7 separate regions of the Homo sapiens genome follow, and all the other regions are linked to region 4. The links are chromatin loops, found by intact Hi-C in ENCODE. Cell type or tissue: HCT116. All regions are shown on one strand.

Evidence for each region. A loop is a pair of places that touch in the nucleus more often than their neighbours do. Peaks named below come from ENCODE experiments on the same cell type or tissue, not always from the same donor. Only the 100,000 strongest peaks of a DNase experiment are listed, where the experiment ranks them.
Region 1: a loop joins it to region 4, with 5 times the contacts of the local background. A loop is called at or near these places in 9 of 110 quality-filtered maps.
Region 2: it touches region 4 in a loop (12-fold over the local background); 50 of 110 quality-filtered maps call a loop at or near these places.
Region 3: a loop joins it to region 4, with 9 times the contacts of the local background. A loop is called at or near these places in 37 of 110 quality-filtered maps.
Region 5: it touches region 4 in a loop (6-fold over the local background); 15 of 110 quality-filtered maps call a loop at or near these places.
Region 6: it touches region 4 in a loop (5-fold over the local background); 15 of 110 quality-filtered maps call a loop at or near these places.
Region 7: it touches region 4 in a loop (5-fold over the local background); 30 of 110 quality-filtered maps call a loop at or near these places.

Annotation. Positions count from the first base shown.
Region 1 is chr9:21,589,866-21,593,865 of GRCh38, reverse strand. No RefSeq gene overlaps it. Among named protein-coding and RNA genes, the nearest start is that of MIR31HG, 32 kb to the right of the region's middle. In HCT116, no CTCF peak of the experiment used is centred here; a DNase peak (open chromatin) is centred at 2,055; H3K4me3 peaks cover 2,804 bases; H3K27ac peaks cover 4,000 bases.
Region 2 is chr9:21,464,553-21,468,552 of GRCh38, reverse strand. The region is part of intron 2 of MIR31HG (MIR31 host gene); the gene reads left to right. Among named protein-coding and RNA genes, the nearest start is that of IFNE, 16 kb to the left of the region's middle. RefSeq lists a silencer at 2,361-2,440. In HCT116, a CTCF peak has its summit at 2,439 (motif pointing left); a DNase peak (open chromatin) is centred at 2,442.
Region 3 is chr9:21,708,039-21,712,038 of GRCh38, reverse strand. The region is part of intron 1 of LOC107987026 (a long non-coding RNA gene); the gene reads left to right. Among named protein-coding and RNA genes, the nearest start is that of MTAP, 93 kb to the left of the region's middle. In HCT116, a CTCF peak has its summit at 2,391 (motif pointing left); DNase peaks (open chromatin) are centred at 368, 2,378 and 3,624; H3K4me3 peaks cover 1,778 bases; H3K27ac peaks cover 4,000 bases.
Region 4 is chr9:21,787,178-21,791,177 of GRCh38, reverse strand. No RefSeq gene overlaps it. Among named protein-coding and RNA genes, the nearest start is that of MTAP, 13 kb to the left of the region's middle. In HCT116, CTCF peaks have their summits at 1,312 (motif pointing right) and 1,511 (motif pointing right); DNase peaks (open chromatin) are centred at 1,557 and 2,367; H3K4me3 peaks cover 1,249 bases; H3K27ac peaks cover 4,000 bases.
Region 5 is chr9:21,574,925-21,578,924 of GRCh38, reverse strand. No RefSeq gene overlaps it. Among named protein-coding and RNA genes, the nearest start is that of MIR31HG, 17 kb to the right of the region's middle. RefSeq lists a silencer at 1,896-1,945. In HCT116, no CTCF peak of the experiment used is centred here; a DNase peak (open chromatin) is centred at 2,204; H3K4me3 peaks cover 1,407 bases; H3K27ac peaks cover 4,000 bases.
Region 6 is chr9:21,558,845-21,562,844 of GRCh38, reverse strand. MIR31HG (MIR31 host gene) reads left to right here and starts at 3,047. Exons shown (of 3, transcript NR_152879.1): 1 at 3,047-3,356. RefSeq lists an enhancer at 3,486-4,000. In HCT116, no CTCF peak of the experiment used is centred here; no DNase peak of the experiment used is centred here; H3K4me3 peaks cover 2,790 bases; H3K27ac peaks cover 4,000 bases.
Region 7 is chr9:21,234,140-21,238,139 of GRCh38, reverse strand. No RefSeq gene overlaps it. Among named protein-coding and RNA genes, the nearest start is that of IFNA14, 3.9 kb to the left of the region's middle. In HCT116, a CTCF peak has its summit at 2,200 (motif pointing left); a DNase peak (open chromatin) is centred at 2,199.

The DNA.
Region 1 (4,000 bases), 200 kb after region 4:
AAAGGAACCTGGTGCTGAGAAGTCAGGAACCTGGAATACTTCTCTGGATTCTCAGTTGCTGGCTCCTGCTTTTCTCTGAATAACTGTTTTATTCTTTTCTATCGGCATATTTGCTTTTTCTATTATTAATTCCACATGGTTACAGGTGGATGTCTCAGGGCTCTACAGTTTTTTTATATTCCATATTAAAGGAATTATCTAGAGTAAATTAGAATTTTTAATCTCAATATCAAATTTCTAACCAATAGAATGTGATTGGCTTAGCTTAGATCAGGTGTCCAGTGAACTATAGATATGGGGCGAGGGATAAGACCTGACTCCCTGAAAACTATCCTGTGAGTGAAGGCTTGAAGGTAATGTGCCATTTTTAGCTGGCTAGACACCTCAAAGTACCACCTTCATATATGGCAACAGACTGTGAAAAATTGAGAGAGATAATCAGCATGCCTTGAAAGCCAATAGAATTTAAAGGACTTAGAGAAGAGCAGGAGGCAAAAATGCTGACGGTAAAGTCAGAATAACTTAACTCTGAGGAAAGCAAAGGCCACTGATGGAAAAGGGAACAAAAAGATAATACTTTTAGTGTGGATGTATTGAGTTTAAGATTCTGATGTCACATCTGAATAGCAGTTGGTAAAATGGGCTAGAATTCAGGACAGTATGAGAGTTGGAGATATTAATTGTTTTATTTATTTAAATAAATAATTAATTCTGAATACCTGCTTTTTGGCCGATGCCCTTTTAGGCTCTGGGAAAATAGCAATGAACAATGTGGACAGGTGGTCTTCACCCAGGTAGTTATGTCCCCCTTGGTTTTATTAATAGGCTTAAGAAACTCCATGAACCCCTTCGAATAATGAAAACTATATGTATATGCTTAAGTGTCTTTTTGAAGGAAGAAAGTCCCTGGATTTCCACAGAATCTCAAAAGGGTACATGACCTCAAAAAAGTGAAGAATTACAGATATAAAACTATATTTAGACACTAAAAATAAAATAGGAAGAATAGAAGCTGTTCATTGACAATGTCTTGATTAACACCAACATTGACAGTGTGGGAGAATGAAAATAAATTAGAAAAAAGGAGTCCACAACCAATCTAGAAAAATAATATTTTGAAACATTATCCAATGTGTTGTATTTCTCCTTCTTGCCAATTCCTTTTATATGTAGTTAACTGTAAACCCTGATGTGAAGACTTAATGTGTTCAGGAAACAAAGAATAAAAGGGAAGAAATCCACCATGAAAACAGTCAGATTATTCTGTTCAAGTTTCAAAGGAAGCTCTCAAAAGCTAGTGATAGAGACAACTTTGAATGAGAAAGCTTTTTCTTTTTCTTTCTTTTTTTTTTTTTAAGGCCTCCTTCCACCTCCTACCAAGGCTAAGGGTCTGGTAAACTCAGCATTTTCTTCTTTAAACTATGGAATTTGTGACGATTCATGATCATTCAAGAGAAGATTTGCACCATAGATAGAAGTATTTGCGGGGGGCTGAGGGAGAAATCTGGAGAGGAATAGAGAATAGCAATATGATTAGATGCTGATGTGAGTGCTGATCTCAAAGTAAAAACCTGGTTGGGAGACGGAGATAGCCAGATGGGTTTGGAGACTGAAAACCAAGGAGTTGTATGTTCTTTTTTCAAACTATGGAAAGAGATAGCATTCCCAAGGGTCTCCTGCCAACATGGAGTAGCCAGAGGAAAGAAGACATATTTTGCGGGCAGATATAGGCGGAGAGTGGGTTGAGATAGCCTCTTCACACTTTCTCCACCTACCTCCCAGCCCTCTTGAATTTTTTCCTTGAGATGTATGAGATCCAAAAATGTTTTGTGTGTCTAATAAAACATTAGAAATAGCTGAGAGTTGAGAGGTAGTCTTCCTGCAAGGGGTTACCACAAAAGATGATTGGTCAAAATGACCAGTTACTGAAGAATAAAATGAGGCCAGGAGAGCCTTTTGCAGAAACTACAGGGTGGCCAGCAAAAGCCGTGAATGCAAGGAGGATGTGACTAAGCCTGAAAGGATCACAGTGCCAGCCACCCTGAGGTAGGAGTGAGTCAGCAGAAGCAGGCCGCTGAGTTTCCAACAGCAATCATCTTGCACTTGCACAACAGGGAAACAGGAGTGTCATCAAAAGTAAATTCCAGCCGAGACATTCTCTCCTATATGAGAAGCAAAAGTAAGTCCCTCTGAGCTTTTGATCAGTCTGGGGAGAAGGAAATGAGAATGCATAAGGCAAAAATCAGATAAATGTGTTTTAATCTAGAATAGCCTCGGTGATCCTGATTTGATAAATTTAAGTATTTTACCAGTAGTGAGCATGGAAGTCACTAGGTTCATTTGGAATGAAATAATATTTCATCTTTGTTTAAGCTACATGGTGTGCAAAGATTACAGCTGCTACAATAGAAGTTAAATCAGGAAAGTCAGGTGTCAGAAACAGAAGAGGGGGTTTCAAGAAAGAGCACAGGTTAAACTCTAAAAAATCCTGAAAAGGTTAAACAAGAAGTTTTGCATCTTGGTGAGCGTTGAAGCCAGACTGCAAGTAAGAACTAAGTGAGTAGTGAACAGAGAAAGTGAATGTAGACTACTCTTTCAAAAAAGATTAACAATGAAAGAAAGGTGAACAATAGCAAAATTTCCTTAGTCTTAGTTTTCTTATCCATGAAGTAAAGGAAAATAATAATTATTAATGTAAAGTTGATATTAGAACTAATGTATACAGCGGGAATAGCAGAGTGTCTTACACATATCAGATGTCTTATAAATATTTGGTTCCGCCCTTTATTTCATCCTCTTTTCTTTTTCTTCTTCTGGGAATGGAACAAGTCAGCAACCTTCTTACAATACTTTCTCATGTGTTTGAGCATTGTTATTGTAAACTCTCAGCCTTATTTATTTGAATAAATAACATGTACTCAGAGAGACATGATATGATAGGGCTAATAGGAGTCTCAGGTCATATCATTATAACTTAAGAAAGTAGCGATTCAGGTGAGTGAAGTAAGGTCTCCACAATGACATGAATAGGTAGGAGAGCCAGAACTAGAGCAAAGATTATTGTTTTCAACTATACTGTTCTTCCATTTAGAGTTTGATCATTTTCTGAGTAGTCGTACTTACTTTATTAGTCCAGTCTTTAATTTGTTCTCACATTAGCATGATCTAGATCCCATGTATCTTATACATAATTTAAAGTATTAGATTTAATCAGAACTCAAGAGATACCAAACTATATCCCTGTCTTAAGTCATCCTTATATGCATGATATAGCAGTCTGTGACTTGGCATGATTAGATCTTAATTAAACATTGGTAACTACCTTACAAGTCAGTTCAATCTGGCATCAGTAAATTCCCTCAGGTGTGAAAGAAGAAATATCAAAGATGATTTTTAGTGCACACAGGGTATTTGGCACCACTAAAAATCAAGGCAAACTGGGAAATATGAAAAATATGTCTTTGCCTTATAGCTGCCCTGTGGGACTCCCCTACATTTTTCAAAATAAGATATTTGTAAATAGAGCAACTGGTGGAGCTAGAAATGATCAGCCTCCAGCTTCCAGTGAGATGTCAAATAACCTACTTCAGTCTATGCTTCAAGCTAAATACTACTCATCATTATCTCTAGGCACTGGGCCATTGAAGAGACCAATGCCTCATCTCTTATGAAAGAGGAAAATAGAGAGATTAGGCATGAGCATATCTAAAAATGAAGATAGGAGAAACCATGAAAGATCACACTCTACTTCTTTTTTCATTCTAACAAATATTCATAATTCTTATGACTTAAGATTGCTCTGTCTTCTTAGAAATTTGGAATTTCCCCTCCATTAACTATGGTCACCTCCTATATTGACCTGTAGCTAGCAGCAATAAATATTTGTAGGAAGCATGAGTTTTCTGTTTTCTATTCTGCTGGTTATTCTCTTTCAGCTTTTTCTCCTGTCTGTTCGCTACCTGTCTCTGCTCTACTCTTTGTCTCTGAAAATTGATTCTTG
Region 2 (4,000 bases), 320 kb after region 4:
TATTTTCTTTAGATCTGAATCTGGATTTTGCCAGAGACTGGGTTTTGTTGTTGCTGCTATTGCTTTTCTTTTTTTTTTTTTTTTTTTTTTTTTTTACAGGGATTAAAGGGAAAGAGTCAGGTAGTATGCATAGCTTGAAACTTCATGCTGTTAGGAGGTGGGACTGTGATCGGGTTCCCCCAAGTAGACCAGGGTCTGCGGGGTTTGGAATTCTCACAAGTATGAGGGGACAGAAGTTGGGTGTAGCCCAGCTCTCTTGTTGGTCTCACAGCTGGTAGGGTAGGGGAATAGGTGGGATGGGACCAGAGAGCCTGTCAGAAGTAAAAATCAAATATGAGATCTTTCTCCTTATTACAAAAAGACTCTCCTGAGGATTCCACCTGTTTGCTTCTGGCTTTGTTCTTCACTTGTGGACAGAATGTTGTCTATAGAGATGAGGCTATAGAAAAACAAGGATAGGCATCAGCCCGCTTCTTTATGTCCTGGCCAATGACCACTATATGACCAACATTCAAAGGGCAAAGAATAAGCTTCTCACAGATTGAAGAAGACAGGATATACAATGTTAATGGATTGGAGGTTTCAATATTGTTAAGATGTTGATTTCTCAAAAAATCTCAATAAAATTGTAACAGATTTTTCTATGGAAATTAACAAGAAAATTCTGAAATTTACACTGGAGTACAAAAGACCTAGGCTAGACAAGTTTTAAAGAAAAGAACAAATCCAGAAGAGTAATACTAAGCTAGTCTGTCTGGGACAAAGATAAAAAATAAGTGGATCAGTAGAAGAGCATAGAGCCAAAATACAGGCCATATTTATGGTCACCTGATTTGTAATTAATATGTCACTGCAATTCAATAAGCCTAGAAGGTTTTTCTTAAATGTTGTGTGTCAACTGAATATCCATGTTACTCCCACCTCACTATGTACAATAAAGATGCATCATAGACCTAAATGCAAAAGCTAAACATATAAAAATGCTAGAAGAAAACATAAGAGCATATCTGTATGACATGATATTTATGTACTTGGTTACTGTAAGCAGTGTTTCCTTAAATAGGACAAAAGTGAAGTAACCATCAAATAAAATTTGATAACTTAGTCTTCATTAAGATTAATAACTTTAAGTGAATAAAAAGATCAGCTTCAATCTGAAAGATGTTATTTACAATACATTTACCCAACAAAGTAGTTGTATCTAGGATATATATAAAAATAACTAAAATAAAAAGAGAAATCAATATCAATAAGAAAAGGAGAAAGTGCTTACCAAAAAGAAAGATTGGAACAGGAATTTCACAAAAGAGACTATCCAAATGGCTCATAAAACTTGAAAAAAACAACACACTCAACATACATGAACAGTATGGATGATTTCACAGACATAACATTGAGTGAAAAAGCTAAATATAAAGAAAAACTAAAATGTGTTTTCATTTATAGAAAGTTCAGAAACTTCAAAAACCAATTTATGGTAATAGGAGGATACAAGAGTGGCTAGATTTATGATGTGATGTTCATTAAGAGGGAACAAAAGGAGCCTTATTTTTACCCTACATGACCAAATTGTCTTCATGTTATAACTTTAATTCCTCTTGCTTGTTTCATAATGTTTTACATTGTTATTATTTCACCACAATATTAAATATTTCAGGGGAAAGTAGACATTGCTGCCTTTTACCTAATTTTTTAGAAGAATATTTTTGTTTATAATTTCACTTGTTTAAAAAGAAACATGCCTGATCTCATTTGCACATATCTGTTTCTCATTAATTTGAAGTCTTAGAAATTATGACTGAATATAATTTCTTTGCAAATATCTCATCAAAATATTTGAGATGATAGTTTATTTTTCTTATTCAATATTGATGAACAGATTGTTTTAAATTGTTCCCAGTAGTTGGATCAAAAATCTATGTTACTGATCACCTTATCAATTGGAAAAACTAGTGTGGAAATAATTTTTAAAAATGTCTTCTATGGGTCTTTCAGTTTAAGTGGTAAATATATTTATGGGAATCTAGAATAAATAAATAACACAGAATAAAGTTTTAAAAGGTAAGCATAAAATCAGTGATATTAGCCTAATACTAGTTCTAGATTGTTATTTATTATCTAATCTGACCCCATTAGACCTTCCAATATAATTGTTTTTTAAGGGATATTTGGAAGCTTTTCCATCCTTATTTTTTATAACTTAGCTTTGTTCTCTGGTGTCTCTTTGATGAGCAAGGCATTTAAGCAGTTGAGTGTTGGTTAAAAAAAAAAGTCTTGGCTGGGTTCATTAATGATGAACATAACATGGCCTTATGTTAATTAACCAAATGTACTTACTAAGACACATGAATATCTAGAGTTATTTTGTTTCCTTACTGTTGATACACCTCATGTGCAAACACATTCCAGTGATGAATGCTAAATGTTATTCTGCCCTCTACTGGTTCAAACTGGACTCTCCCATTTAGATGCATTCCAGGAAAACAGCTTCAAGGTAGAATCTTTTTTTTTCTTTTTTTTTTTTTTAAGACAGGATCTTGCTGTGTTGCCCAGGCTGGAGTGGAGTGGCACAATCACAGCTCACTGCAGCCTCAGCCTCCCCAGGCTCAGATGATCTTCCCATCTTAGCCTCTCAAGTAGCTGGGACTACAGGTGTACACCATGCCTTTTCTATTTTTTGTAGAGAAGGAATTTGGCCATGTTGCCCAAGCTTATCTCAAACTCCTAGGCTCAAGGGATCCTCCTGCCTTGGCCTCCCAAAGTACTGGGATTACAGGCATGAGCCACCACACCCAGCTAAAGGTAGAATCTTAATGAACATTTCCCTTTATAAGCAAAACAAGTAAAACACCAGGAGAACAGAGCATGTGACCCCACCCACCCTGGCCACTGGCACTCAGGCTGTCAACAGCTGCCAGAGCTTCTGACCCAGTGTTCCTAATTCTGTGGGAACTTAAACAGTGGGTGCAGCCTCCTGTTTTCCCAGGAAGCATCTAGACAGCAGGGCAGGCATTCCCATCCACCCTTGCCACTGGTAGCCCAGATAAGCCATGTCCACTAGAACTTCTAGATTGGTGGTCCTATTTCTGCCTGAATTTGCAAAGCGGCACAGGTTCCTGTTGCCCCGGAAACACCTGCATGACAGGGAGGGTAGCCCCACCAACCCCCACCTCTCATAGCCAGATGGCCCACACCTGCTAGAACTTCCAACCCAGCGGTCCCACTTCCACCTGAACTCTGTGGACAGGTGTAACCCTGTGTTTCCCCAGAAAGCACACAGACAGCAGATTAGGGCTGACCTGGCATGGATACAGCATATCTGCCAATGGTGGCCCTGCCTAAGGGAGTCCTGCGGATCAAAACACCCAAAAAAAGAAGCACAGGCATGTAGGCAGTAATCGGGGGGGCTCCTCCAAGACCCAGGAGCAGACTAATATTGAAGCCTGTCAACTAAACCCAACTTATACCATAATCAAACCCCCAAGGGCATCAAAGAAAAAAAGAAAATATCCATCAAAAGGACAGAAACTTCAAAGATTGAAGGAACATCAGCCCACACAAATGAGAAAGAACCAGCACAAGAAAGAACCAGCAAAAAAGCCAGAGTTCCTTTTTTTCTTTCAAACAACTGCACTAGTTCCAAGCTGAGGAAAGAATCTCAGAGCTCAAAGACTGCCTCTCCTAAATAACTCAGTCAGACAAAAATAAAGAAAAATGAATAAAAAAGAACAAACAAAACCTCCAAGAAATATGGGATTATGGCAAGAGATGAAATCTATAACTCGTTGGCATCCCTGAAAGAAACAGGGAAAAAGCAATCAACTTGGAAAACATGTTTCAGAATATCATCCATGAAAACTTCCTCGACCTCACTTAGAGAGGCCAACATTCAAATTCATGAATTACAGAGAACCCCCACGAGATATTACACACCATCCTCAAGATATATAATCATCAGATTCTCCAAGGTCAAAATGAAAGAAAAATGTGAAAGGCAGCT
Region 3 (4,000 bases), 79 kb after region 4:
TGGATTCTAAAATAGATTTTCATTCATTCAAGCAAGGAAAACACCATGTAAACTTTTTATTTGGAACTCTGATTAGATTCAAATTTTGGAATCATCATTTTTGAAAAGTACAATTGTGTGTTGACAGTTATTGTGTCTACATTCAGAGGAGAATCTCTTGGTTACATTGGCAGTTTTGATCTGGTTTTAATCAAGATTTCCTGGATGTAATTCCCATAAGAAGAGATGAATGTGTACATTCATTTGACTTAGTAGCTGAGTCTTCTAAGAGACATTCACAGGGAGATGAGTGTGAAACAAGAGCACTCTTGCAGACAAAGGCAGCCATGCAGAACCTTCCCCAGGCTATTGTGACAGTGCGCCTTTGAGTCAGACTTTTAACCCTCCCACGTCAGGTTTGTCTCTCCTGCTTCTGTTAGGAGAGCAGTCATAATCCCCACCACAGGAAGGAGATTATCATAAAGCAAACCCTGTTGAAGCATACATGGAGCTACTGGAAAACATTTTTAAGCAGAGGAAATGGCAAAAATTGAGGTCCCAAGTGCTTGTGATGTGTGTGTATGTGTCAAGTTGGCTAGGTCACACAGCACCCAGGTATTTTATCAAACATTATTCTAGATTTTTCTGTAATGGTTTTTTAGATGATATTTACATTTAAATTAGTAGAATTTGAGTAAAGCAAATTACCGTTCATTATGTGGGTGAAACTCATTCAATCAGGTTAGGGCCTTAGTAGAAAAAGACTGAACTCCTCAGAATAAAAGGGAACTCTGCCAGCAGCCTGCCTTTGCACTCAAACTGCAACTCTTCCCTGGATCTCCAGCCTGTTGGTCTACCCTTGCAGATTTTGGATTTACCAAGCCTCCACAACTGTGTGAGCCAATTCCTTAAAGTAAGTCTTTCTTCTTATATGTATGAAGATATGTGTACTAACAGGATGTGGTACAGATCCTGTTGGTTCAGACACACACATGCCTACACACACATGAACACACACACATAGATATCCCCCCCCCACACACGCAAGCACACACATCCTGTTGGTTCTGCTTCTCTGGAGAACTCTGAGTAATACAATGCCTAATGGGCTGTGATGAGCAAGTGAAAGGGTAAAAAAATCTAAGTTACAATAATGAAAGAAACATACACTTAATATATCACAGCAAAATAAACAGATAAGCCAGAATAGAGGTTCTCAAGCCTGACTGCTGCCCAGGGGAGCATTAAAAATATCCTGAGGCATACGCCCTACCCCCACCACTAAGATTCTAACTTATTAGATCTGGGTGGGACCCAGGCATCAGAATATTTAAAGAGCTCCTCAGCTCCCCAAGTAATGCTAATCTGTAGCCTCATGCTATCAATCTTGCAGTAGAAGAATGGCCATACCTTAAGGCTGTTCATAAAGGAATGCTCCTCCGGCCTACGAAGAAATATCTGTAAAAAAAAGTAACTAATTGAAGGAACTTAAAATGAGAAAAATACAGATTATTTTGTATTTTTGTAAGGCAAACTCAATGCTCCATGAGAATACCATTAATTTATTCATTTACTCATTTAAAGTTATTTATTAAGTAGATATGTGCTTAAACTCTAGGCTAGAGTCTGAATGACAAGAAATTCAGTAAAACTGGGTATCTGGCTTTTAGGGGCTCAAAGTTTATTGGTGTAGACAGATACTTAAACAACTACAATAGAATAAATGAAATTCTTCTTTTAAGCAAACATTTATTGAACACTTAGGTGCTAGAGCCATATATGTATGATTTAAAAAAAATCCCCACAATAACTCTCTAAAGTAAATATTATCCCACAGTTAGTAGAAGGTAGACTTAAGATCTACCCAGGCAATCCAGCTCTGGAATCTGTGCTCTTAATCAATGCATAGTATATAATTATGTATAGTATAATCTAGGATTATATAATCCCAAAATTATGAAATTCTTAAGAAAGTTCAGCAGAAGAAGCCATTAGTGTACTTCACAAAGAACACACGATTAACTTTTAGAATGGTAACCTTATTCATTCCTATGATCTTAGGACACTAAGCAAGTTATTTGGGAAATCACAAAAAGTGCTGTGATACTTTGAGCATTGCTGTGCTAAACTGCAAAAAAAATTCTGGGAAACTCTGATTTTGTTGTGTAAGGGTCGTTTTCTGAGCATAGTATGAAATCTTATGGATTATATAATAGTAAAGTAGAAAAACATTTTGGAAAGGACTTCATCTAAATTTCTCATTTTGATATGAGGAGACTGATGCCTAAAGTGGTTAAGTGCAATCATTAAGACTACTCAACAAGTTAGCCGCAGAGCCAAAACAAGAACTCAAGGCTCAGTCTTGGTTTTAAAACTCATGTTCACATAGTGTACCCTCTAGTGGCCACTTTGTGCATGACGACTTAACCTCCCTTATCAAAGTTGAGTGTATCAAGGGTAGGAGTTGACCCACTGGTTCAATCCGACTCTGATTTTTGAAAATTTGGAATTGAGACCAATTGAGAGAAGGCTTTTTTTTTTTTCTTGTTGGTAGAAGGCTGTATTTGTAAAGCATAAGCTCTGAAGCCACAGGCTCCGTATTTTCCACACAAGGAAAGAAGATTTAGAGTGATACTAACTGCAATAGAAGATAAATCTTCAAATCTTAATAGCTTAACGGAATAGGTAGAACTTAACAGATAGCACTTTACTTCTCAGTAACATCAAGTCCATGGTGGAGGAGGGAGGTGTTGATGATAGGGCAGGGGGCATGCAGTTATTCAGGGACCAAGCTCCTTTTATCCTGTGGCTCCTAACCTCCTCCAAGGCTTTAGTTTTCATCATTCTGCCGGTAGATTAGGAGAGATAGAAAGTACAGAATTTCATGGGAGCTTATAGGTCAGAATTTGAAGTGGAAGCCAGAAGTGAGCTACGTGGTTACATCTAATGGCCCATGTGGTCTAGTTACATCCCCAGAAGAAAAAAAAGGAATTTGCTGAACAACCAGCCAATGCCTGCCACGTGGAAGAAACCAGTTGATAGACAGCAAGAGGAATGAACAGATGGACTGAGAGGAAGAGAGGTAAAATGGTGAGAAAATCTCGATGGCTTTCTAGGCTCTGGTGTCAGCCCCTTCCTGAGGCCCCACTGCATCCCTGCAGCTGGATTCTGTAAGACATTTAGGACATTCTGTATCCTTCTAATTCCCCTATTCTGCTTAAACTAGCTGATGCTGGTTTCTGTAGTTTACAACGAAGACAGTCCTAAGAAATACTCACATTCAGGAAGATTGTAACAGCTTGGAAGATACATATGTCTTCAAAATCACCCACAGTGTCTATAGAAATGTACTGTGAGTTTCATTTACTTGTATCTACTTCCGTAATGACATTGGCAGCCTGGAGATTAGTATTTACAATTGTGCTAAACCCCTTCATACAGATGCTGCAGCTTAAGTCAGCATAAAAAAAAGCAAACCAAGACAGTATGAGCAAGCTGCGCCAGAAAGAGTTGGTTATTAAATCACACACATTGATTTATAGCTTCAGTTTGCCTTTACCTAAATGTCTAGTTATTTAACAGCTGTTATGAATCAGCCAGATAGAGGATTAAGAAGGACTGGGGGTTAGGGGAGAAGTCGATGAAAAAATGCTTTAATCTTATGCTACAATAGAGGAACAAGTTGAGTCAGGTATCATGCAGTAATTTGGGTTCTCTGATGCTTCTTAAAGGGGAGTATTGTTCAGCTGGAACGTGAAACAGTGTAACATAGACCAGTAGGCTATGTACATGTTAACCACATCTGTGAGTGAGGTAAGTAATACTGGGTCCCAGGTAGGAAGCAATGTATCAATAAATATTGGAAGTAGCTGGCTCTGTCAAAATGTTCCCACTCTCATTGGCTGTAAATAGATAATTGACTTCAGAAGTTTGTTTGGGAACATTAAAATTTAACAAGAAGTAATATAAGTTAAGACATAGGTGACCAAATAGAAATCAAGGCAGAATTCGGTTAGGGTGG
Region 4 (4,000 bases):
CTTTGGGTTCGATTAATTTGCTGGAGTGGCTCACAGAACTCAGGGAAACACGTTTACTGATTTATTATGAAGGGTATTTGAAAGGATATGAATAAATATCCAGATAAAAAGATACATAAAGTGAAGTCTAGAAGGGTCCTGAGCACAGGAACTTCTGTTCCCATTCAGCTGGGGTGCACCACCTTCCTGGCACGTGGATGAGCTCTTCATTTCATATCATGGAGATATGGCGGTCCTGTTGTACTGGTGATTGTTTCAAGTGGCTGGACTGATGAGTAGGCATGGAGTATTGGTGATCATCTAAGAAGCATCTTATCCAACTGTGAAAATATCTCTGGAGCAGAGGTGTGCAAAGGGAAATATGATGTTGCTGAGGGCTTCCTAGAGCTCCCCAAAAGTCATGTACCAGATACACAATTTTTTCCTAGACCATCTGACAATAATTGCCACAATTAAGTTAAAGCATTAGACACAAATCTTGCTCGTAAAGTAATATATTCCCATCAAGCTCATTTATCTCTTTATTTAAAAGTGTCGGCCGGGCACGGTGGCTTCCGCCTGTAATCCCAGCACTTTGGGAGGCCGAGGCAGGTGGATCACCTGAGGTTGGGAGCTCGAGACCAGCCTGACCAACATGGAGAAACCCCGTCTCTACTAAAAAATACAAAAATTAGCTGGGCATGGTGGCGCATGCCCGTAATCGCAGCTACTTGGGGGGCTGAGGCAGTAGAATCGCTTGAACACGGGAGGCGGAGGTTGCAGTGAGCTGAAATTGGGCCATTGCATTCCAGCCTGGGCAACAAGAGCAAAACTCCATCTCAAAAAAAAAAAAAAAAGTGTTAGTTTATAATGCACTTAAAGAGGAAGCAACAAGTTGTCTGTTCTGTGTGTCATGAGTGGATTATATTATGTTCACTGATCCAGCCCATCCTCTCCCTCCTCCCCTCTCTTCCCTTCACCTTCTACCCTCTTTTCCTCTCTTCCTCAGGTTACTTATAAGGGCAGCCATCACAGATTTGCTACAACTGAACTGACAAACTCAAAGGACACTTCAAAACAGATTTCAATTGAATTTTGTCTTGAGATTCTTCATTTTTCTTTCCTTGTCATGTTGGCCACAATTTGGTATCCAGTTATCTCAAATAGAGTGTAATTCATAGGTTCATGATATAGTTATGTTCATTAGATGAATGAATAAGTGAATGACTAAATGAATGAATGAATGAAGAACACATTATTATGGTTTTAGTTTTAGCAAAAGAGGAAGTTCAGAAATGCTAAGGAACCTGAACACCAGGGGGCATCAAAAGTTTGCTTTCTTTTTTTTTTTTCTCAAACCTGCCTTTTAAAATAGTCTAAAACTTGAGTCATATTGGCTTCATAAGAGAAAGTGCGAGAGAGAAAGGGGGAAGGGAAAGAGAGAAGTTATAACTTAAAGGTTAATTCTAAAGTGGTAAGTGTACTCTACTGCAGTTTACTTAAGTTGCTTCTACAACAGTGCACGTGGTTTTTCTCATAGTTATATACCAATGACCAGCAGATGACACCACTTCTTATGACCAGCAGATGGCACCACTTGACCTTATGGGTCAAGGAGTACAGTTGTAGGACCAGATTTTGGAGGATAAAGAAACATATATAGGGGATGAAATCTTTCACAAACTTTCTGTAGAAAAACTACTAAAGTAAAGTAAATATTAAGTAGAGAATTAATCCCTGTAGGTCTCAAATACCTTAATTTTTAAAAGGTAGAATTTTAACCAGAGGTATATTGTTCATTTTGAAACAGATAACTAAAATGTTTTTACATGTCAAGTTTAAGCCTCAGAAAAGGTGAGCTGTAATTGATAGAAATAATTTGGATTTCACTGTGTACTTTTAGAATATTCCTTTATCAGATTTTTCAATGACCAATTAATTCACAGATATTAGCCAAAAGAAAGACAGTTGCACACAGACACAATACTGTTAGATTACTGATTAATAGCACTAAATGATTTCCTCCATTGTCCTTGGCTATATAATTTAAGTGTCAACAGAGTACTTCAGGTTCCCTTATGCACTATCAGTTATTTACCTTTTCTAAACATTTAACTACTTTAGTTGGATACTTATAATCAGATAAAAACCGGAACAATGTCTGTAGTTAGAGTACTTGTAGTGCAAAGGAAAATGCAGACCCACTGGTTTTTGAGAGTGACAGCACTTGACCCGAAGCTTTAAACGTGCTTGTGAAACTTCCATCTGGGTGAAGGAGTAGAGGCCAGACTAGCACTTAGTTTCTTTTTAGATCTTCCATACCTTAGTCACGCAGATAAGTAGTAACTGCTTGAATGGGAATAAAAAGCATTCCGTCGGATTTCTGTGTATAATGAAAAGTCCCTGTCTTTGGCTCTTTGATTTCCCACATGAAGCTCAGCTTGGATATTACTACGATAAGAAAGAGCTCTAGAGAAAACAAAAGGGCATATTTGCTTAAATTGCTGTTTGCATCAAAAGAAACTGCTTAATGGGGTTATCGGTAGGTCAGACTGCACCCTGTTTTCACCAAGGCTGAATCAAGACCAGATGAATTCAGGAGGGCTGGGTGGGATTAGAGTCCTTAAGTGGCAGTATTTTAATAAAATTCTTCTTGGCAAAACTATCTCTGAGCTTTCTATTTTATTAGCAACTGAAAGATACATAAGAAAGAGATTGGAAATACTGAAGTGATCAACTACTAGGAAATGAACCTTAGGTTTAATTTTATTTCCACACAAAAAAACAAAACAAAACAAAACCACTGTGCCATATGGGAGAAAACATGATAGAGAAGCAAGGTCTAGACCCATACTCTCTGACTCTACACTATTTGGTGTTGAAGCTTATGACACTCAGCTTCAGTTTCTTCATCTGTAAAATTAGGGTGATTATCCAGGGTTTGTGTGAGAGTTCAAGTTAATACTTGTAAAGCACTTGGAACATGGTAAGTACTGAATGTGTTAATTATGATGATGATGATGATGGTATACTAGCTACTGCATGAGGTGCTGAGAATAGAGATTGAAAAGATACTGTCTCTGCCTTTGGGGAACTTAGAGTCTTTTAGGAGGAGTAAAGAAAATAAATAAGAGCCAAATGTTATAGATATAATAAGGACGTTATATACAGTTTTGGGATAGGGGGTGACAAGGTAGGGTATGGTGAGTTTGGCCTGGGTAGGGGTGAGGGATGCCTTGAAGAAAGGCCCTTGAGCTGAACTGTGCAATATGTATTTGCAGGCAAGAAAAGGGAACAAGGAAGGGCTTTTGGACATGTAGTGAAGGCAGGGCTGGGCAACATGTGTTGAAGGGCACCAAAGTAGGAACCAGTGTGGTACATTCAAAGAGCTGCCGTTCTTGGAATGTGGTTAGAGCACAGGGTGTGAGTATAAGGGGGCAGAGTGAGAGATGAAGCCTTTCGGGCGGACATAGGTCAGAGTCTAGCATTGGAAACAGGAATCCAAGGGTTAATTTGGAAATTAGATGAGGTTTGTTTCGCTCATTCATTCATTATTTATTTATTTATTTATTTATTTATTAGAGGCAAGGTCTCACTGTATTACCCAGGGGGACCTCAAACTCCTGGGCTCTGGGAACCTTCCTACGTCAACCTCCCAGGTAGCTGGAATTACAGACATGTGCCACCGTGCATGGCTAGTATTTTTAAAAAATAAGCTGTCAACATTTACAACTTAGAAACCTCTACATGAAAAAATAGGGATTTCCAAGCTTTCTAGAAAATTTGGAGTGTCTTCCAATATCATTCTCTAATTCCAACACAGTATCAGTGGATGACATGCGCACTGCCCAGTTTGTCCCTGGCCTCTTCGTCTCACATTCAGTCCCAGCCTTGCCTCTAGTCCCACGAGCATTGGTGTTTCTGACCTTTACATAGCACCCTAAAGACTTCTGATATTATTCTACAGGGCACGCAGAGCATTAAAATATTTTAAGAAGGAGGTTCTACTGGAGGAGGGATT
Region 5 (4,000 bases), 210 kb after region 4:
GAAAATGCATTTAAGAGGAATTATGTAAGATTTATTTAAGGCGAAACCCATGAAAACTTTTTTTCTTTTCTACTTTTGTTTTCAAGCTCAGGTCAAACTGAAAGAGAAAGTAAATCAGGCAAAGAAACCTCTTTATTTTTCATTACAGTAGCACTCAAATGGTATATGTAAAATAAGCTAAATTTTTAAGGCTTCTTTGTAATTTTTAAAAATCACAAACAATATTAAAATTCCAAGTAGATTGGGATGCATACTCACTTATAAGAGTTATGACAAAATGAGGATTAAAATATTTATATACAAAAGGATTACACAAATTTAGAAGAAAATCAGTAAGACCATCCTGCATAAGAAAGATGAGAACTGACAGTTAACAATAAAGAAAGATAAATGGCTTAATAAACATTGTAAAATCTTTAACATCACTAACAATTAAAAACAAAAGTGAAGACAATAATGCAGTTATATTTTCTCCAATTAAGCAGCAAGGTTAATTTTTTATTTTTATTTTTTTAATGCACAATACAGGTAGAAGTGTAAATTAGCCAACAAGTTTTGTAAAGCAGTGTATAAATATGTATCAAAGAAGCTTTAAATATGTTTCTAGAGTGCTAATCTAAGGAAATACTCTGAAATGCAAGTAAATATTTAAATATAAAGGTATTCTTTGAAAATATTCTTTTATAAAGTAAAAAACCAGGAAATTCAATGTCCTCAAATAAGAAGCACATATGAAAACCATTTAATATGCTGGAAAATAAATTCTTGTGACCTAATAATAATAGTTATAAAACAGGCTATATAAAACTACATGACAGTATGATTTCAACCATGGAAAATGATACTTAGTGAAAGATGTCAATAGCAGTGATAACAATGGTTATCTATGCTTATTTCAATTATTTTTACTTGCTTCACTTTGTTTTTCTGTATTTTCCAAGTTTGCTGTCATCATTAGAAAAAAATTATAGAAGAAAAGAGAAAAACCAGAACAAAAGCAAAACTCTCATCATATAGGCTCAATTAGATGCAGAAAGAGAAGAGAAACTTAATGCTGGGCATCTCAAGTTGACGTGAGTTTCCTTTGTGGTCCAGCTTCTGTATAGCATATCTAGCATCAAAAATCCAACCCAAACCAGGTATTGATTTTAGTCGACCACCAGATCTATCTGATACAAAACAGAATGACAAAGTGACCATCCAAGTAAATACATCATTAGGATGCATCAATCTAATGTCCAGAACAAAGGAGGTGATGGCTCAGCCTACTGTGGACTCACCAGCCCCTGTCTGGATGGTATGGTTAGCGCTGTGCACCTGAAACAGAATGGTGAATAACTACAGTCTGTCCAGAAGAGGGTAGCCATAATGGCAAAATGTCTTGAAACCCTATGACATTGCTGCTTAAAACTCCTCCCTGTTTTTTTATTATTTTTGGAAAAATGTCCCTAAGTCTACAAAACCCAGCTTCATCTGGGAAGACCCTCCCTGACTCAAAAGTCTATTCATGCAGTTTTTGTTTCAATTCCTTCTATAGATCAAGTTACTCCTCACTTCAAAACTTAGAATCCCCTGGCTCGTACTTTGAATTATTTTTTGAATGAAGGAATGAATTCTGTAAAGCCTGTCTGTATATTTTTATGATCACCCTCCCCTTCTACATCTTAATTTCTACATAATGTTTAGAAAATGAGATTCTAAATCTGAAAAAGAGAAAACAGGTGGGAGAGGAGGGGATATGATTCCTTCTGTTTAACTCCATTAACTAGAATTAAGATTAATTACAGTTCTAAAACCATAAGGAAGAACGTTCTAAAAACTACATTTAAAAACTAGTATTGGTGCAAGGAACTCCCCTGTATGAAGTGTGTGCAAGTCATATTTGAGCATAAGCATGGGTTGGAGTTATCATAAAGGGGATTTTTCTGTCAGGTAGCTGAGTTTCATTACTCTCAAGAAATTACTTCAAAGTACGTGATTCTGTGACTTAGCAATCTCTTTGGCTATAGAGGCACTACATAAGGAAGAGAAGATTTAAGATGACAGGAGGCATAGAGCTAAACAAAGAAAAGCTTGGGGAAAAAAAGGAAATGTAACACTGTCTCAAAACATTTGATCTCATCATTTCGAGCCTTCTCTGAGGCTAGGGTTGGCAGGCCTCCCAGAGAAACCAAAACAAAGCAACGTAACAGGGCACCACAAAACAAAAGGGGACCTAAGCTGGGCAATGAGAAGATGAAAGCACTGTGTCCAGATTCACTGAAGAGAGAGACGAGATATGAAAGGCAGCCTTTCTCTTTAGGGTCCTTTTCAATTCACTTAAAAGCACACCTTTGAAATGAATGTCCTCAGCAGAGAGAGGGCCGTTCCCTGAATCCAGAAGTTGAGGCGTTAATTACCATGGCTAAAGGAATGTGTTGAAATGTCAGTGCAACTGCTTTCTCTATCTTCACTATCCTTAACCAAAAGTTGTGTCATCAGTCTGGAATGAGCAATGCCTGCTCAACAAACCCAGCTTTTTTCCTTCTCTTTGTATTTGCTTATTCACAGTTCAGAAATTGTCCAGTGACCTTCTTACTGTCTAACCAAGGGAATTCATATTGTTGTGGAAAGGAAAACAACTTCCATTTGGTTTGAGTGAAAGATCCACATGATGTTTCTGTTTGAGACGTGAAAGATGAAAACTGAGCTATACTGTATAGCTTAACCTTATTAAGGGGTGATTTGTTTCCCAGCTACAGTGTGGAAACTCCTTGTGAGGTAGAACACAAATGTTTTACCTTTTTTGACTGCTGCTAAAAGGTATTTATGTTTTTTGGGTGCTATGATGTTTATTGGGTTCTCACTATGTTTCAGGCAATGAGCCGAGTGATTTGTATGCATTATGTCCTAAATCCTAACAATAGCCTGGAAGTAGATCCAATTATAGCCCTTTTCACAGAAAAAGCCTAGAGCGGGTAGGTTGCTTACTTCAAGTCTACAAGCTTCTAAGAAGCAGAGCCAGTTATATATTTGAGAGTTTCATATATTTGCACATCACCTGTCCGCTGTAGTTCAGCATAAAACATTGTCATCTGCTGCTATGGACAGATAAATATCCTTCACACTTCTTGTTCATTATGACAGAAGCAGGTACAGTAAAAACAAATGATGTTCAGAGAATGGTTCATATCAACTGTATACTCTTTTTTGCTGTAAGAATTGGGAAAGGCCAAGGTGGGCGGATCGCTTGGGCCCAGGAGTTTGGGACCAGCCTAGGCAACATAGGGAGACCACAAATCTACAAAAAATTACAAAAATTAGCCTGATATTGTGCCATGTGCCTGTAGTCCCAGCTACTTGGAAGGCTGAATTAGGAGGACTGCTGGAGCCTGGGAGGTCAAGGCTTCAGTGAGCAGTAATCATACCACTGTACTCCAGCCTGGGCAACAAAGCAAGACCCTGTCTTACACACACACACACACACACACACACACACACACACACACACAAAATTGGGCAAGTATGATAGTATCAGAATTAGGAAACACATAATATTACATTTATTTTAACTTTGTTATTAAAAATTTCAAGTACATTTCAAAGTAGAGAGAATATTATAATAAAGCCCCACATATTGATCACCTAGCCTTAATAATGATAATTTTACTGTATTTCCTTTGGCTACTATCTCTTTGCTCAGTTGTTTTAAAGTAAGGTCCAGATACCATTACCTCAGCCTTTAAATTCTTTAGTATGGATCTCTAAAATTTGAAGACATTTTCTTACATACGATTCACTCCTAAGAAAATTAACAAGTTCCTTATCATGTCATACCCAGTTGGTATTTAGATTTCCCATATGTCCCCAATTTTCCACCAGTTTTTTTTTGTTTGTTTGTTGTTTTTTACAATTGTTGAAATAAGTTCTGCATGATAGTGATGAAAGGGATTTCAGAAAACTTACTTCTACAGACAAAGCAAATGTGGGATGGATTTGGAAGCAGAGAAAAATGGGATGG
Region 6 (4,000 bases), 230 kb after region 4:
TCAGTCAAATCACTTAAACTGAAATTATCTGCTAACTTCCACATAAAAGCTTATTAGAACTTCAAAAAATGCCAGAGAGACCGCTAAGAAATTCTTTCCAATGCTTCTTGCACCACCTCATTGTTCAAAAACAATACTAATAATAATCACCAGAATTTGGGTTTGCTTACATGCAAAAACATTTCTAAATAAGTAAACTAAAAATGAAATGGAAAGCACACTTTGTATACTTTCTGTTAATAATTTATTTTATAATTATTATAAATATTTATTTTGGAAAAAGATTGTTTTGGCATTTCTGTTCCCATTTGTCCTGTACTTCATGTGTGTGGGTGCATTTTATATTTATATTTATATATATATATATACACACACACACATACATATGTATACACACACATACACATATGTATCTTAAATACATATATTTAAACTTTAAATAAAATAAAGATTGTATTCTACTCTCTTCTGAAAGTCCTTGATTACCAGTGGATGTATAAAGACGTGATAACTAATACAGAACAAGTTTTATGGTACAGAAATTATTAATCACTAAAATAATACATTAAGCTTTGTAAGTAATATATTTAGAAATAATTTAAATGCCAGTAGAAACTTTGACTTATTTATTCATTTTAGGGTACAACTAGAAAATGAGTAGTGGTTCATCTTTTACTTGCAGGTAAAGGTTGAGGAGGAAATTCTCACATTCAAGATGATGCTGTCATTATAATGAAGTAAGATGGAACAAAAAGTTGTATGTGAAGTACCCTGGGCAAGCCCCTTTGATAGTTTTAGCTACAGATGCCTGTGTGTTTGCAATGTGGGCCTCTTATGGCTGTATTCTATTAGCTCTGGGTTTACTGTGATATTATGTATATTTGTCTTGGGCCAAACAGCTTGCTTGCCTCAGTTGAAGTCTAAAAGATACTATGGGCTTAAGACACTTTTTGTTTATTTGCTATTTGAGGTGAATTATTCCTTCTTTGCTTCTTTGCTATTCATAATATTATGATATATAATTTTGGCTATGCAATTGTGTAATCTTTTCTATAATATTATTTTGGGCTTCTGTATAAAAGCTTAAAAATATGTTCCACGAATGAGATGCTTATGCTTGTTTATTCAATATTTTTTTCTGTTGGACTTTGGACAAAGTCTTGCCTAGTGGGATTCACATATAAGGAAAGCTTTTTTTTCTTGTTACTCACAGAATTACGATGTTTAAAATAGCTATTTGAGTTCAATGATACTATACTTTCCATAATAAATTTAGAGTACTTTTTTCACTTCAAAGAATGCTTTTGAGTTTTCCATGAATAGGTTTCACTAACTACATTTTTAAAAAGACCTTAGCTCTGAGGTTTATCCTCTTTTACATCTTAAGGTACATTTTTCATGATTTCTAAAATATTTGCTTTTTAAAAATACTAGGACTGTTAATTTTAAAAATTCATTTTTCAAAATTTTCAGAAATTTTAATATTAAGAATCTGTTTAATTTTTTTTATTTCTTGGTCAAGGCAGTCATATGGTTTGAGATTTCTCAGTTCTTTAAAATGGGAGTTCATAAATTCAACCTGTTCTAAGCTAACTGTAGTGATTCCTAGCTGTCGTTTACTTAACACTATTAACCATTAAACACTACTGACATCTCAACTCAAAACATACACTTAGGTATAGGAAATAGTATACAAACATTTTATTTAACCATATCGTATGCAGAAAATTTAAAATTTGAATCTTTCTTATAGTCCTTGGACTCAAATCTTCATGCAAATACAATTTATATAATCAATTATATTTGACTTGTGTTTTTTAAAGTGGCTAAGGAAATGAGTACCAACTTATTAGGGAATATTTGATGAATATTTTTCGTTTTGGTTGAACAAATGACTACGTAGAGTTATATTTACTTCAAAATCAATAAAATACCACTATTAACCTTGCTCTGACGCTCCCACCCCCACCCTTCAACTCGTAGAATATTTTTTGGTGGTAACTAGACTGACCTTTGCCAAAATGTAATTACATTCAGAGAGAAATACAATTTTCCCCTTCAAATCCAGGTGAAAGGCTACCATGCTGGGCTTGCGGAGGGCATAGTTGAGTAGGACAGCCAGAACTTCTGGCTAGGTCATCGGGTCGGATTACCCTGCCATGTACCCCTCAGTATTTACTTCCAGAGATGGGCAACTTACTATAGTCTTCATGTTTAAGGAATTCAAACCCAAATGAAAAGTGTTGTGAAAGCATAAATATCTCTGCTTGTATACTACAGTACTGAATATGAAACCACATATTGCAATAAAAATAACTAACGATGGCCCATGCATTTCACAAGGCGCTCTCATACACCTGAAGGGGCAGTGGAAAGGTTCAGAGCACCCAGGCTGTCCCAAAGAGGGCGGAATCAAATCTGGGCGCAGGTGGGTACCCGGAAAAAATTCTTGGTGGAGATGGCATCTGAGAGAGGCGTCGAAGGACACGGAGGGTTGAGGATAGGAGAGAGGCCACTCCAGATGGAAAAACACCCTCGTTTTCCAAATGCCAGTTATACCACGGGGCCTGTGATAGCCGCCACGTTTCTAGAAGACCCCTAGAAGAGCAGGGGTCCGACCAAGGAAGTACTTCCGCTGTTCAATTTGCTAAGTTTGCATTCGGAGAGTACAAGGGCGAGCTCTGGCTCTTGCAGGTGGACTCCCTCTCCCTTAGCTCTGACTGCGAGAAGCTCCCACCCGCAAAGGGCTACTGTGCCAAAAGCGAGCGTAGTGGCCGCCGCTTCCCCCACAAAATTCCGTCACTCGGGAGCTGCGTTGCAGTGGAGAAACCTGGGTCCCGTCCGGGCCCAAGGGAGGAGGCTCAGCACGGCCGCTCCCGCAGCCCCGTCCAGGCGCCTCTTCCCTCCCCCTCCTTTCCGCGGCGGTCGCGGCGGCGGCTGGAGCGGGAGCCGGGGGCGGCGAGGGGCGGAGCCGGGGCGGAGCCACGGCGCTGGCGGCCCCGGCGGCGGCGGCAGGTGTGGATGGGGCGAAGGTGCGGGAACGTCCACTCCCGCGCGCCCCTCTCGGGGACCAGGGCGGCCTCCCAGGAGGAGCTTGGTGAGCAGCTGCGACCTGTGCATAACTTGGGGCGCCGCCAGGGGCTCGCAGGTTCCACGTCCGGCGCCTGGAGAAGGAAGACGCGCGTCCCCGGCCGCGGCGCCGAAGCCGGCTGGGGGACCGCCTGGTCCCGGGCCAGAGCTGGGAGGCGGTGTTCCGTGAGCCGCCTGGTCTGGGGTGCGGGGGGCGGGAAGCGGCCCCTTCGTGTGCGCTTGGGCGAGGCCGGGCGGCGCTTCTGTCCTCCTACTCGGACCCGCAGGTAAGCTGGGAGAGCCTTGGTCCCGCTGCGCGCTGAGCTGGCTAGGGAGGCGCCCCTCAAGGAGTTGAGGAGGCTTCGGGGCCTGGGCACACGGCAGTGGGCACACGGCAGTCGACACCCGGGTCCGAGGACCGCCGGCGCCCGTTGGCGCCCAAACGAGGATGCGCCGCGGGGTCCGGCGCATCCCGGAGCGCCGGCCGCCCTTGGCTCTTCGCGGAACCGCCGCCTCCTCTTGTCCAAATCTCAGGTCGTCATCCTGGCCCGAAGTCACAGGTTCGCTCTCTGTCCCTAAACCTCGAGGAAGGAGTTGTGTGTGTCCATGAGCGTGTTGGCGGAGAGCGCTTTCATACAGCGATGTTTGAGTTGAGCTCATTTTACCACCTAAAATTACTGTCACTTTAAAACTTAACTAAGCTTTCCCTTCTTAGAAGAGAAATTAGGCTTGTGGTTTACACCCATGGCTAGTAGGATTAAAGTTTGTTTTTGCCCTGTACAGCTGAGAAAATGTTTTGTAAAATCCTGAATTTTCCAACAGTACTTCTAAAAGAGCCTCCGATTCTCCAGCGAGACAATGGCAGTCATTAAAAAAAACACAGCGGAAATGTTCACTTAGAGCGGCTTCACTAGGAGAGAAGTTAAGGAAA
Region 7 (4,000 bases), 550 kb after region 4:
AGGGAAGTAATAAGTTGGACCCGCCAAAAATGTGGATTATCTTTTATCTGCATAGTGTTTCCTTTTTGAAAATACATGTCAATGAATAAATTTCATAAATGTGATGCACTGATAAATCATATTAATACATTTAATATTTTATATATTTAAAGCATAAAATGTAAAATTATTTACAATAGTAATTGATCATTATTTTGATTAATACTCTGTTAAATGTCAGTAAAAACTGACACATTTCTTTCATAAAATAAAATTGGAAACTGGAAAAGAGAATCTCTTTCTCAATACTTTAGGAATGGGGAAAGGATTCCCTATTTAATAAATGGTGCTGGGAAAACTGGATAGCCATATGCAGAAAACTGAAACTGGACCCTTCCTTACATCTTATACAAAAATTAACTCAAGATGGATATAAGACTTAAATGTAAAACCCAAAACCATAAAAACCCTAGAATAAAACATAGGCAATAGCATTCAGGACATAGGCATGGGCAAAGATTTTATGATGAAATTGCCAAAAGCAACTGCATCTAAAGCTAAAATTGACAAATGGCATCTAATTAAAGAGCTTCTGCACAGCAAACGAAATTATCAGTCATCACAGCGAACAGGCAACCTACAGAACGGGAGAAAATTTTTGCAGTCTATCCAATTGACAGAGGTCTAATATCCAGAATGTAAAAAGAACTTAAACAAATTTAGAAAAAAAAACATCAAAAAGTGGCAAAACATGAACAGACATTTCTCAAAAGGAGACATTTATGTGGCCCATAAAGATGAAAAAAGCTCAACATCACTGATCATTAGAGAAAGGAAAATCAAAACACCAATGAGATACCATCTCATGCCCCTCAGAATGGTGATTATTAAAAAGTCAGGAAACAACAGATGCTGGTGAAGCTGTGGAAAAACAGGAAAGCTTTTACACTGTTGGTGGGAATGTAAATTACTTCAACCATTGTGGAAGACTGTGGTAATTCATCAAGGATCTAGAACCAGAAATAGCATTTGACCCAGCAATCCCATTCCTGAGTAATACCCAAAGAAATATATGTCATTCTATTATGAAAATACATGCACGTGTATGTTTACTGCAGCCCTATTTACAATAGCAAAGACACAAAACCAACCCAAATGCCCATCAATGATAGATGGGATTTTTAAAAATTGTGCTTAAAACCTAGATGACAAGTTGATAGGTGCAGCAAACCACCATGGCACATGTATACCTATGTAACAAATCTACAGGTTCTGCACATGTATTCCAGAACTTAAAGCAAAATCAAAAAAAAAAAAAAGAAAGAAAGAGAGAGAGCAAGTTGGTCAAAATCAGCTGAAAATACAACATGAACCAAGGAAATTCAGAGAGCAGGAGATGGTTGTGTATAAATGAGGAAAAAACGAGATTAATAATTATTAAGCAAATCCCAATTCAAAATTTACACATCAGGTATAAATAACAATAACTTATTTTACATTGAAATTCCATTCTGGTTGCATATATATTTTTTTGGCAGCCTAAAAAAACAGAATTCTATCATGAATTCTAAAGAGGCTGAAAAATTGTCTCACCTCATTTCAAAGTCCTACTTACACTTAGTCAGGAAATGGTGGCTTCTATAAATACCTGACAGAGGAGCAGCATCTAGATTGAAGTGCAGAATACACGTGTTGATGGTTAACTGATTCTGGCACCTGGAACATTTGTTTCCTGGCTCTCAGAATCCCAGAGTACACTCCCATATGAAGTTACTCTCCTAAACTTAAGTAAAATATACATCTTTGCTGGTTCTGAGAGCTGACACACTTTTCCCTTTCCTCCATGCTTTTCTGTATCCCATTTTTTCACTCCCATATCACATTAGTTTCCTTCCTCTTCCTCTAGAAATGCGCACTGTGCTCTCTTCTTCACTCATCATTAGCCTGCACTGCCTCTTCATACAGCTGTTTTCAGTTCTCTTGTGGGTTTTACCCATCACTTTTCCCTTAAGAGCACAAAATCACAAATTAAAGCAGAAGGTCAGTGAAAGTTCTAGGTTTTTCAGAAGCTCTTTTTATAAAATACTCTTTTTCCTTTCTTATGATGAATATTTCTGTAAAACACGGAATGTCGCTGTTGCAATGACATAACAGTAGCTTAGCAAAAAAGGAAATAAAACGCAGGTTCCATTCTACTTTGAGACTATTACAAGATTTACAGGGAAAGAGAGCCACCAACTGGTCAAAGTGCACCAACACAGCAGCCAAGTCTGAGGACAGCAGGCTGTGAATGCAGAAGTAGGCCTCCTGGCAGGATATTTATCTTCATAGCTAAAAAGAGGCTCTTCCCAAGAAAGAACTATCACGGTACTGGAATTAGCCCATTTCCTTAACTTCTGTATCGTGGAGAGAGAAAATACTCCCAGCTTCAGGCATGACATGTCCTCTTGGGGCAATGGACAGCTATGGGGAAAGAGAAAGGGTCTGGATATGTCCCTTTCCTCCAGCCTGCCCAGCCTCCCCGGGACCTCCTAACTTATCCCTTCCTCTATGGATTGTGCTAGACTAGGAATGAGAAGAGCCGGTCAATCTGGGTGTAGAACTTCAAGGGAATTTGATTTGTGATCTCTCTATCAAGATTGTGGAAGCTTTCATAGACTATATCCTGAAATACATTTTCCAAGTTGTTTGTTTTCTCCCTGTCTCTTTAAAGGATGGAAGTGATTCCTAGATTTGGCCTCTTTATACCACCCCCTATTTCTTGGAGGTTTTGTTCATTGCTCTTCATTCTTTTTTCTTTATTTTTGTCTGATTGTCTTATTTCAGAGAGCCAGTCTTCAAGTCCTGAGATTCTGTCCTCAGCTTGGTCTATTCTGCTGTTAATACTTGTGATTGCATTGTGAAATTCTTGTAGTGTGTACATCTACTAGGTCCGTTAGGTTCTTTTTCATACTGGCTATTTGGCTATCAACTCTTCTCTCTTTTGATTGTGATTCTTAGTTTCCTTGGTTTAGGTTTTACTGTTTTCCTGAATCTCAATGGAATTCCTTTCTATCCCTATTCTGAATTATATTTCTGTCATTTTAGCTAACTCATTTTGGTTAAGAACCCTTGTTGGAGAACTAGTGTGATTATTTGGAGGACATAAGATGCTCTGTCCATTTGAGTTACTGTAGTTCTTGCATTGGTTCTTTCTCATCTCTGCATATGGGAGTGTAGCTTGAGTTCAATCAATAAAGAGACTTATTTTCTGGCTGTGTTCACAGGGCTGTAGCTTTGTGCAGGGTCTTTATTTGTAGCTGACATGTCTTTGGTTGAATGAGGGTGTGTTAGTGAGATTTGTTGGTGTTGAAGCTTTGGGCATGACCTAGTAGGTGACTCTTAGGTGCAGTGGTCAGTTGTCAGGCTCTTGCTCAGTCATGGGGCTCACCTACATTTCCTCACGGTTGTACACGTGCTCCATCTCAATGCTTTGAAAGTTTGGGCTCCTCTCCCACTTGAGTGCTGACTGTACCTTGTATCTTGGCACTCCCAGGCTGCCCACAACAGCTCTGGGGTGATCTCAGGGTTAATGTTTTCTCCCCAACTTGGAGCCATCGAAGGAAGGGACCTTAGTAGTTGTTGTAACTGAGGGTCTTTTGCTTGTCTCCGGGGGGCTCCACCACAGAGAAGCAGGTCAGCAGTCACTCAGTGCAATCAGCGTGGGATGGGAGTGTGTCCTGTGGGCCCAAGCCAGGGGTTCCCTGCCTGGTGATGTGAGGGGTGGGTGATTGACCAATGGCAGACAGACTGGCCTCCTCTCTTGGGTTGACGGCAGCTTGTTGGAGGTATGGATAAGGTACTTGAGGTCTCTGCTCCTTCATCAGTTCCAAGGTAGCTGGGGTAGTACCACTGCAGAGGCAGTGGTAGACAGGCTTTCTGTTGCCCCTGGGGTCTCCACCTCCAAGAAATGTGAAGCCATGTTAATGGCAGTGTTTAGCCAGAGGAGTGGGGTGGCTGCACTGCTGGTGTAAGCTTGGGG